3 separate regions of the Mus musculus genome follow, and regions 1 and 2 are each linked to region 3. A link is a loop called in an ENCODE intact Hi-C map of the cell type or tissue named here. Cell type or tissue: heart. All regions are shown on one strand.

Region 1 (2,500 bases), 100 kb after region 3:
TAAGAAATGGGTATTTTACCTTCTCCTACTCAGCATCTTTGAGAAGTAATACAAAACATGTTTCTAATAGTCAAGACTAACTGTGATGTATTGAAGAGGAAGTTTTGAAAGAAGACTTTTTTTTTCTTTTTTTTTGAGACAGGGCTTCTCTGTGTAACCATGGCTGTCCTGGAACTCACTCTGTCAACCAGGCTGCCCTTAAACTCAGAAATCCGCCTGCCTCTGCCTCCCAAGTGCTGGGATTAAAGGGGTGCGCCACCACTGCCCAGCAAAAGAAGACTTTTTTACAATTAAGTATATGTGTGTCTCTATGAGTGGATATATGCATGTGAGTACAGTTCCCACAGAGACCAAAAGAGGGCATGGGATTCCCCTAGAGCTGCAGTTGTGAATGCCTGACCTGAGTGCTGGGACCCTAACTCCAGCCCTTTGCAAGATCAGTATGCATTCTTAACTGCTGAGCCAGTTCTTCAGACCCAAGATGAACATTTTGAATGTTAACACAGAACACACTTTATAATTACTTGCAACTTAAACTCTCCTATAACTTCCGGGTGTGATGAAGATGCCTTTAATGCCAGCACTCGTGAGTCAAAAGATCTCTGTGAGCTCAAGGTCATCCTGGTCTATCCAGTGAGAAACCCCCCCCCCCAAGACAAACCAAAAACAAAACAAACTCTCCCATAACTGAGAAACCCTAAGCAGTTCTGTTGGGCAAATGGCTATTTAGACGGAGCTTCTCCTTTGAGTTAGGTCTCAAACTCCCAACAAATGGTTGAGGTGCCTTTTTCACATATTAAAGCAGACCTGGATGCTCCCAGCATCCCTCAGTCCCTACCTGTTACAGGGTTGGCTGGCATAGTCCACCCCGTGAACCTTCCGGCCCAGGTGCTGAGCTGCCCTTCTGGGGTCCTTCCCTATATAATCCATCCATTTTGACTCTGCTGGTCATTTTCACTTTTTTTCCCCCTTTACCTTCCTGGCCTGTTGGTCTCCTTGGTCTCCGCTCTCTCCTCATATGGCTGGATCAGGGTCCTGTTCATTCAAACTTTTGGTGCAGACAGATAGTAGAGATAAACAGAACCCAACCCCTGATATTCCTCATAAAATAAGGAGTCATCAGAATCTGGTACGCTATTGTCCACTGTTGTTTTCAATATTTGGGACACTGCCAGCGCCGGAAGCTCCTGGCAGTCTGAGCGGGTCAGATGTCCTGGTGGCCTCAACATGAACCAGCTTTACAGAGCAGAGCGATGGCAGCACCCCGCAGGCGTTGCCCCAGTCTAGCGTCCATGGAGATGGACGCGGAAAGGCCTTGCGCATGCGTACTTCAAGAGCCCAGGACACCCGAGATTGGGCGGGGCGAGCTCAGAGTGCGCCTGCGCACTGCCCTCTGTAGCTGTGTGAGCCGCAGTCTCTGGAGCGCTAAGGTGTTGCGGTCGCCTGTGGCCAGCCTCGCCCCCAAACCCGGTGTTGTTGGGCTGCATCCGGAGTGGGGACGTTGGCGGAGCACCGGACGCGGCCACCATGCCGGTGAGGATGGACAGTCGGCCACGGGGGCTTCGGCTCATCGTGTCGGCCCTGCTCGGGGGCGCGGCCGTTGCCATAGAAGCGCGCGGCGGGCGGGGCAGGGTGGCCAGGCCGGGAGGCCTTGGAGGAGAAGGGCGGTGGGGCGGCGGGGCTGGGGTCCGGACGCATCGGGGGCCGCTCGGGACCCGCCCAGTTGCCCCGGAACGCGTTGCATCTCGCCAGGCCTGCTCTGCCAGACAGAAAAGCACCGCGCGGACAGTGGAGGCTTGGTGGCTGCGCGTGGCCACCATGGTCTTGCGGATGCTCGGAACCCCAGAGTCTACGCTCTGGCCCCCTACTTCCCTGGGTATAAGCTGTCATTCCGAGCGGGCACCTTAGCTTATGGTGCAGAATGTAACCTGTAGGTGTCTTTGTGCGAGTATGCGGTGGCGATTTGGTTACCTCCTAGGATTTCACGGATTGTTATCGTGCCATAATAAGGGGGTGGTTGTAAGTCCCATTGGAGAAGACTTGAGCCATGGTAGATTATATATTGGTTATGGGGCCTTCGATGGTTATTTACAGCGTCTGGGCCCTTAGTTCCTACACATTTAAACTTTCCTTCTTGGGGTTTTTATCAAGGCAAAATAAATTAATGCACAGGACACTTGAAGGACAGGGCTTGACATTTAGCACAAAATGCTCAGTGTTTGTTTATATTTATTGCTTTATTGAATAATGAATATTCAACAAAGATTGCGCACTAGCCGTATATATGTTAACTATGCAGGCGGTAAGGTTGTGCTAGGTGTTTTTAATTCAATTTTTATTTTATGTGTATGAGTGTTTGCATGTATGTATGTATGTGCACCACGTGCCAGGGGAAGGAAGAAGAGTGCATGGAATTATTTGGAACTGAAGTTAAAAGCAGTAGTAAGCTGCCATGTGGGTGCTGGAAACTCAGCCCAGGTCCTCTGTAAGGTCCTCTGTA
Region 2 (2,500 bases), 55 kb before region 3:
GGGTGCTGGGATCTAAAGGCAGAACCTCTGGAAGAGCAACAGTTGCTCTTAACCACTGAGCCATCTCTACCGTCATGTTACTTTTCTGTGATAGTGTCTCATCTAGTCTAAGCTGACCTCAAACTCCCTATGGAGCCAGTTTTTTCAATAAAGTTCTCAAGATCAACCCTAGCCCAAACACTTTGGAAGATACTGAATGCCTTAAAAGTTATATATATTGCTGTTAAATATTTTTTTTTTCCCATGCAGAATTCTTACAGTAATTCTCAAGCACCTTCACCCGGCTTGGGGAGGTAGGTACAGTTTTGTTCTCTGATATATTTTTGATTAGCTTATTTGTGGATCAGAGTAGAAATGGACAGCAGAATGGTTGCTAATTTTAAAGTATTACAATCTCTAGTAAGGTGTTTTAAACTTTATTTTTTTGATGTTTGGAATTGAATCCAGGGCCTTTGGAGCGCTTTCCTACTACGTTTTGCCTCTAGAAAAGTACTTTCTTTTTAAATTATTCTTTCCAATTTAATAATTTTAAATATAAAGAATTTTAAGAGAGGTTAGAAATGAGATATGTCAACAGCTCAGACATCTGAGTTGGCTTTTGGTTTGGTTTTCTTTCTCTCTCCTCCCATATAAGTTCATAAATGTTCTTATGTTGTCAGGCTTGGTGGCAAGCACCCTTACCCCTGAGCCATCTCACTAGCCCCCCAGTTAAGTTTTTAACAGTACCTTGAGTCTTCTCAGGTTGATTTTCATGTCACTTAGGTTTGTTACAATGGTTTAAACTTCACTCAGACCTTTCATTGCTAGAATACAGTGGCTTGGTTTTGATATATCTTCCATTCCACATTAACCCCTTCTTGCCTACACCCGAAAGGGGAACAAACATCCTGCAAACTTAGATTTACTTTTTCATTTTCTCAGTTCATCTATGGAGTCTTTGTTTTAATGTGAGTTGACAGTCCATCTTATTTTCCCTTGTCTACATACCCAGGGCTGATGTAAAACCCAGAGCCTTTTGCATGGTAACAAGTGCTCTCTCACTGAGCTGTGTCCTTTTTAATTTGTTCTTTTGAGACAGGAGCCCAGGTGACTTCCATTCTACAGTATGCTAATTTCATAGTATTCACTATGTGTGTGTGAATAAGTATCCTGTTTCTCTTTGTGTGTAGCAAAGCTGTTGGGATGCCCTCCCCTGTTTCTCCAAAACTGTCACCAGGCAATTCTGGAAGTTACTCTTCTGGGGGAAGTAGTGCTTCAGCAAGTGGTTCTTCAGTGACCATTCCACAGAAAATCCACCAGATGGCAGCAAGCTATGTCCAGGTTACATCTAACTTCCTCTATGCCACAGAAATTTGGGACCAAGCTGAACAGCTTTCCAAAGAACAAAAAGGTTTGTTGGGCACTGGATAAACTTTGATAATAGAATAGTTAAAAGAAACATTTGTAATTTAGTTAAGTATGTGGAGACCACTTACTTTATTTTGTGGTTTAAAGACAATCATAATCAATTTGCTAATAACATTCTTTGCTTAGCTGCATACTAACTATGACTAGATGTGGTTAAAATTCCCTTGGGCTGTGCATGCCTCCCTGTTAGATTACTTTCACAGCATGCATAAGACCCTGGTTTGACCCCCTAACGTGAAGGATGGGGAACAGATGAACTGATGTGGGGGAAGGGACATAGACAAACGGCTTTTGTGGTAATGCTGACACAAACTAAACTAGAAGTAGTTCTTGGTATAAGACAGATACCTCTCTATTCTGGCATATTGGAAGTAGCTCACGGGGTAGTACCTTGTCTATGATCAACTTTCTGCTGTAGTCTCAAATACACCTTAAACAATATAGCAGTTGGATCTGCAAGATGACTCAGTAGGTAAAGATGCTTACCACAAAGCCTGAGTTCAAGCCTCAGGACCTACTTGGTGGAAGGTGAGAAGAAACTCCACAGTTTTCCTCTGACTCAACACAAGTACACTGTGACACATCCACAGACAGATAAATGTAAGAGAGAGAGAACCATTAAGAAAATAGATGAGTTGGATTTGTTTTATATAGTATTCAAGCAAGGTCTAAATGCTGCATTTTGTAAGTAGCTCTCCCCCTTATTTGGCCATGCCATTGATGTTTGAAGAAACTGAATCATAGACGATATCATTCTGCATATGACCATTTCTTCCTCATGCTGCCATTACACTTGTTATTTTATCTTTCTTAGTTCCTTTCTATTGATTAGATTCAAGTTTAGTATTAGATATAATACTCTAGGTGGTTCATCTTATTAAAATATACCTAGTTACCTAAGGTATTGTGTTAGGATTCTGTTGCTGTGAACAGACACCATGACTGCTGCAACTCTTACTAATGAAACCACTTGATTGGGGCTGGCTTACAGTTCAGAGGTTCAGCAATTTATCATGACAGGAAGCATGGTGGCACACAAGCAGACATGGTGTTGGAGAAGTCGCTGAGAGTGCTACATCTGGCTCTGTAGGCA
Region 3 (2,500 bases):
CCTTTTCTGATTCAGTATCCCGTCTACTTCCAGCACCTCCTACCGGCAGTATGAAAACGACTTAAGCAAAAAAGCTGGTCAGATTGCAGTTTCAGCAGAGAGACCCCTCCATGAGACTCCAGGGATCACGGGTACAGAGGACTGTGGGCAAGCGGTGAACGGCTCTGTGGATCTCTCCAGACCCACAAGCATTCCAGAGACTACAAATGACGACATCCCAACCTTTGACACTAATGGGACCACTGACCCCTCTGCAGCTACAGAGAAAAAACCCCTCAAGCCTCCCCCAGTCGATGTCTTGAGACCTTCAGACTCTGAGACTCCAGGGTCCCCTCACCACACTTCCCTGACTTGGGGCCAGTTTGATTCCAAGACTACTTGGCCTAGTCGGCATTTTGAGGCGCTGGTTCAAGAGCTGGCCAGACTGGATCCCTCTTTGAGCCGTACTCTTGCCGCCCAGCCCGGTCCAGAGCCACCGCAGGGCCTGCTGGATGGGCTTTTTCCTGTCGAAGAGATCCGAAGTGCGATGAGGCCAGCCCTTGAGGAGATGGGAGAGAAGGCTGCTGGCGCATCGGAGGAAGGGTGAGCATTAAGGACTCCTGATTCTGAGTATCTGCAGTCTAAGGCAGAAAGATTCAGAGAACTTTGGCTTTGTCCTCAGGTCTTGTGGACACCACCTCACGCAGGACCTGCAGACTTCCCAAGAGGCATCAAGGTCTGAAAACTCTACCCCCGACCCTGACCAATCAAGTGGCCAGGAATTCCCAGAAGGAAACAGCACCCAGGCCAAGAAAGTGAGTGGGGGAAGGGGTGGGGTGGGTAGGGGGATGGAAGCTGGGTGGGGCCGCGGCTTAGTGTCTGGTTGGAGAAATCCAGACTTGGCCCAGTTTTTGAATACTTAGGCCCTCCCGGTAGGTGGAACTAGCCCGCCTCCTCCAAAAGATGCTGCAGGATCTTCACGCTGAGCAGGAGCGACTGCGGGGGACCGCCGCAGACTGGACCCAACGCAACGGAGCTCTAGAGGCTGCTGTGAGCCAGGCCTGTACACCCCGGGAGCTGGAACGGTTCCGCCGGTTCATGACTGATCTAGAGCGTGTGCTTGGTCTGCTGCTGCTGCTAGGCAGTCGCCTGGTCCGTGTAAACCTCGCCTTGGCTAGGGCGGGCTCAAACAGCGACCCTGATGAGAGGGTAAAATAGGTTGAGGTTGGGGGAAGAGCAGGGTTTGGAGGGGCCTTCCTTCTACCGCCCGGATCATCCGGGAAGCAACGGTGTTCACTGCGCCCTCTCCCGGTGGTTCCAGGCCTCTCTGCTGCAGCGACTCCAACTTCTGCAGCGACAGCAAGAAGAAGCTAAGGAGCTGAAGGAGCACGTGGCTCGGCGGGAGCAAACCCTGCGTCAGGTGTTGGAGCGGGAGCTGCCCGCAGAGCATCTGCGCTCCTATTGTGTGCTGCTGGCCTCCAAGGCCAGGATCCTGTCACAGCAGCGCAGCCTGGACGATCGAATCCGGTTCCTTAAGGACCAACTGGACACTATCTGGAGCGACCTCAGCCATCATCCCCTTTCTCCCAGACTGACCTGGGCCCCAGCAATCCGTCCTCTAAACAAACAACCTTTTCTTGCTACCCTTATCTAGTTACATGTAGCGGAGGTGGGAACATTGTCCCAGGCTCACCCACAACTGGGGCGATGCTTTATAGAGAGCTTTCCCTTGAGGGAGTAGGGAGGAGTCAGACCAGGCCTTCCTAGGACACATCTTCCCACGGTGTTCTCCTGTGACCTTATTCAAGTTTGTAATTCTTTGGGAATTTGTGGGTCGTAAAAACTGCAGTATTCAAAGCCTGGCCTGGTGGTGTAGCTGTACTCCCCGCTATATGGGAAGCTGAAGATTTCAAGTGTAAGGTCTATCCGGGCTACAAAGGGAACTCAAAGCCAGCCTGGACAACTTAGGAGACTCTCCCTCAAAATAAGACGTAAAAAGAGGGCTGCAGGGTTTCGGGTTAGGTATACAGGGTTGGGGGAGGTCTGCCTCCACAAAAGACAGAAAAAAGAAGTCTGCAGGGGTGGGAGTTGGGGATACAGGGTTGGGGGTGTGTGTGTGTGTGAAGAGATGGACCAGCAGTTAAGATCACGTGCTGTTCTGCCAGAGGACCTGGGTTTTATTTCACGCATCTATGGTATATGGCCCACACCCGTCTGTAACTCCAGTTCCAGGGAATCTGACACTCTCTGGTTTGCACACAGGTAATGCACAGACATACATGCAGGCACAACACCCCTAAATAAACAAATAAATATAAAAGTAACTTAAAGAGAGGGCTACAGATAGAGCTGTAGAGTGCTTGCTTGCCATGTGTGAGAGTCTGGGTTCAAGCCCTCATAGAGCGACCACAAAAACAAAGCACAAGCCGGGCGTAGTGGTGCACGCCTTTAATCCCAGCACTTGGGAGGCAGAGGCAGGCAGATCTCTGAGTTCAAGGCCAGCCTGGTCTACAGAGTGAGT

Evidence for each region. Peaks named below come from ENCODE experiments on the same cell type or tissue, not always from the same donor. Only the 100,000 strongest peaks of a DNase experiment are listed, where the experiment ranks them.
Region 1: it touches region 3 in a loop (2.7-fold over the local background); 12 of 42 quality-filtered maps call a loop at or near these places.
Region 2: a loop joins it to region 3, with 2.3 times the contacts of the local background. A loop is called at or near these places in 5 of 42 quality-filtered maps.

The regions. Positions count from the first base shown.
Region 1 is chr11:53,565,999-53,568,498 of GRCm38, forward strand. Kif3a (kinesin family member 3A) reads left to right here and starts at 1,371. Exons shown (of 18, transcript NM_008443.4): 1 at 1,371-1,533. The coding sequence starts at 1,528. A430108G06Rik (RIKEN cDNA A430108G06 gene) reads right to left here and starts at 1,315. Exons shown (of 2, transcript NR_168001.1): 1 at 839-1,315. In heart, no CTCF peak of the experiment used is centred here; a DNase peak (open chromatin) is centred at 1,363; H3K4me3 peaks cover 1,484 bases; H3K27ac peaks cover 1,426 bases.
Region 2 is chr11:53,410,667-53,413,166 of GRCm38, forward strand. Aff4 (AF4/FMR2 family, member 4) reads left to right here. Exons shown (of 21, transcript NM_033565.2): 19 at 250-293; 20 at 1,170-1,390. Among named protein-coding and RNA genes, the nearest start is that of Mir6920, 2.7 kb to the left of the region's middle. In heart, a CTCF peak has its summit at 1,296 (motif pointing right); no DNase peak of the experiment used is centred here.
Region 3 is chr11:53,465,463-53,467,962 of GRCm38, forward strand. Shroom1 (shroom family member 1) reads left to right here. Exons shown (of 8, transcript NM_027917.3): 5 at 34-582; 6 at 662-794; 7 at 916-1,188; 8 at 1,301-2,304. The coding sequence ends at 1,633. Among named protein-coding and RNA genes, the nearest start is that of Shroom1, 9.5 kb to the left of the region's middle. In heart, a CTCF peak has its summit at 1,296 (motif pointing left); a DNase peak (open chromatin) is centred at 1,289; H3K4me3 peaks cover 1,111 bases; H3K27ac peaks cover 889 bases; H3K27me3 peaks cover 1,993 bases.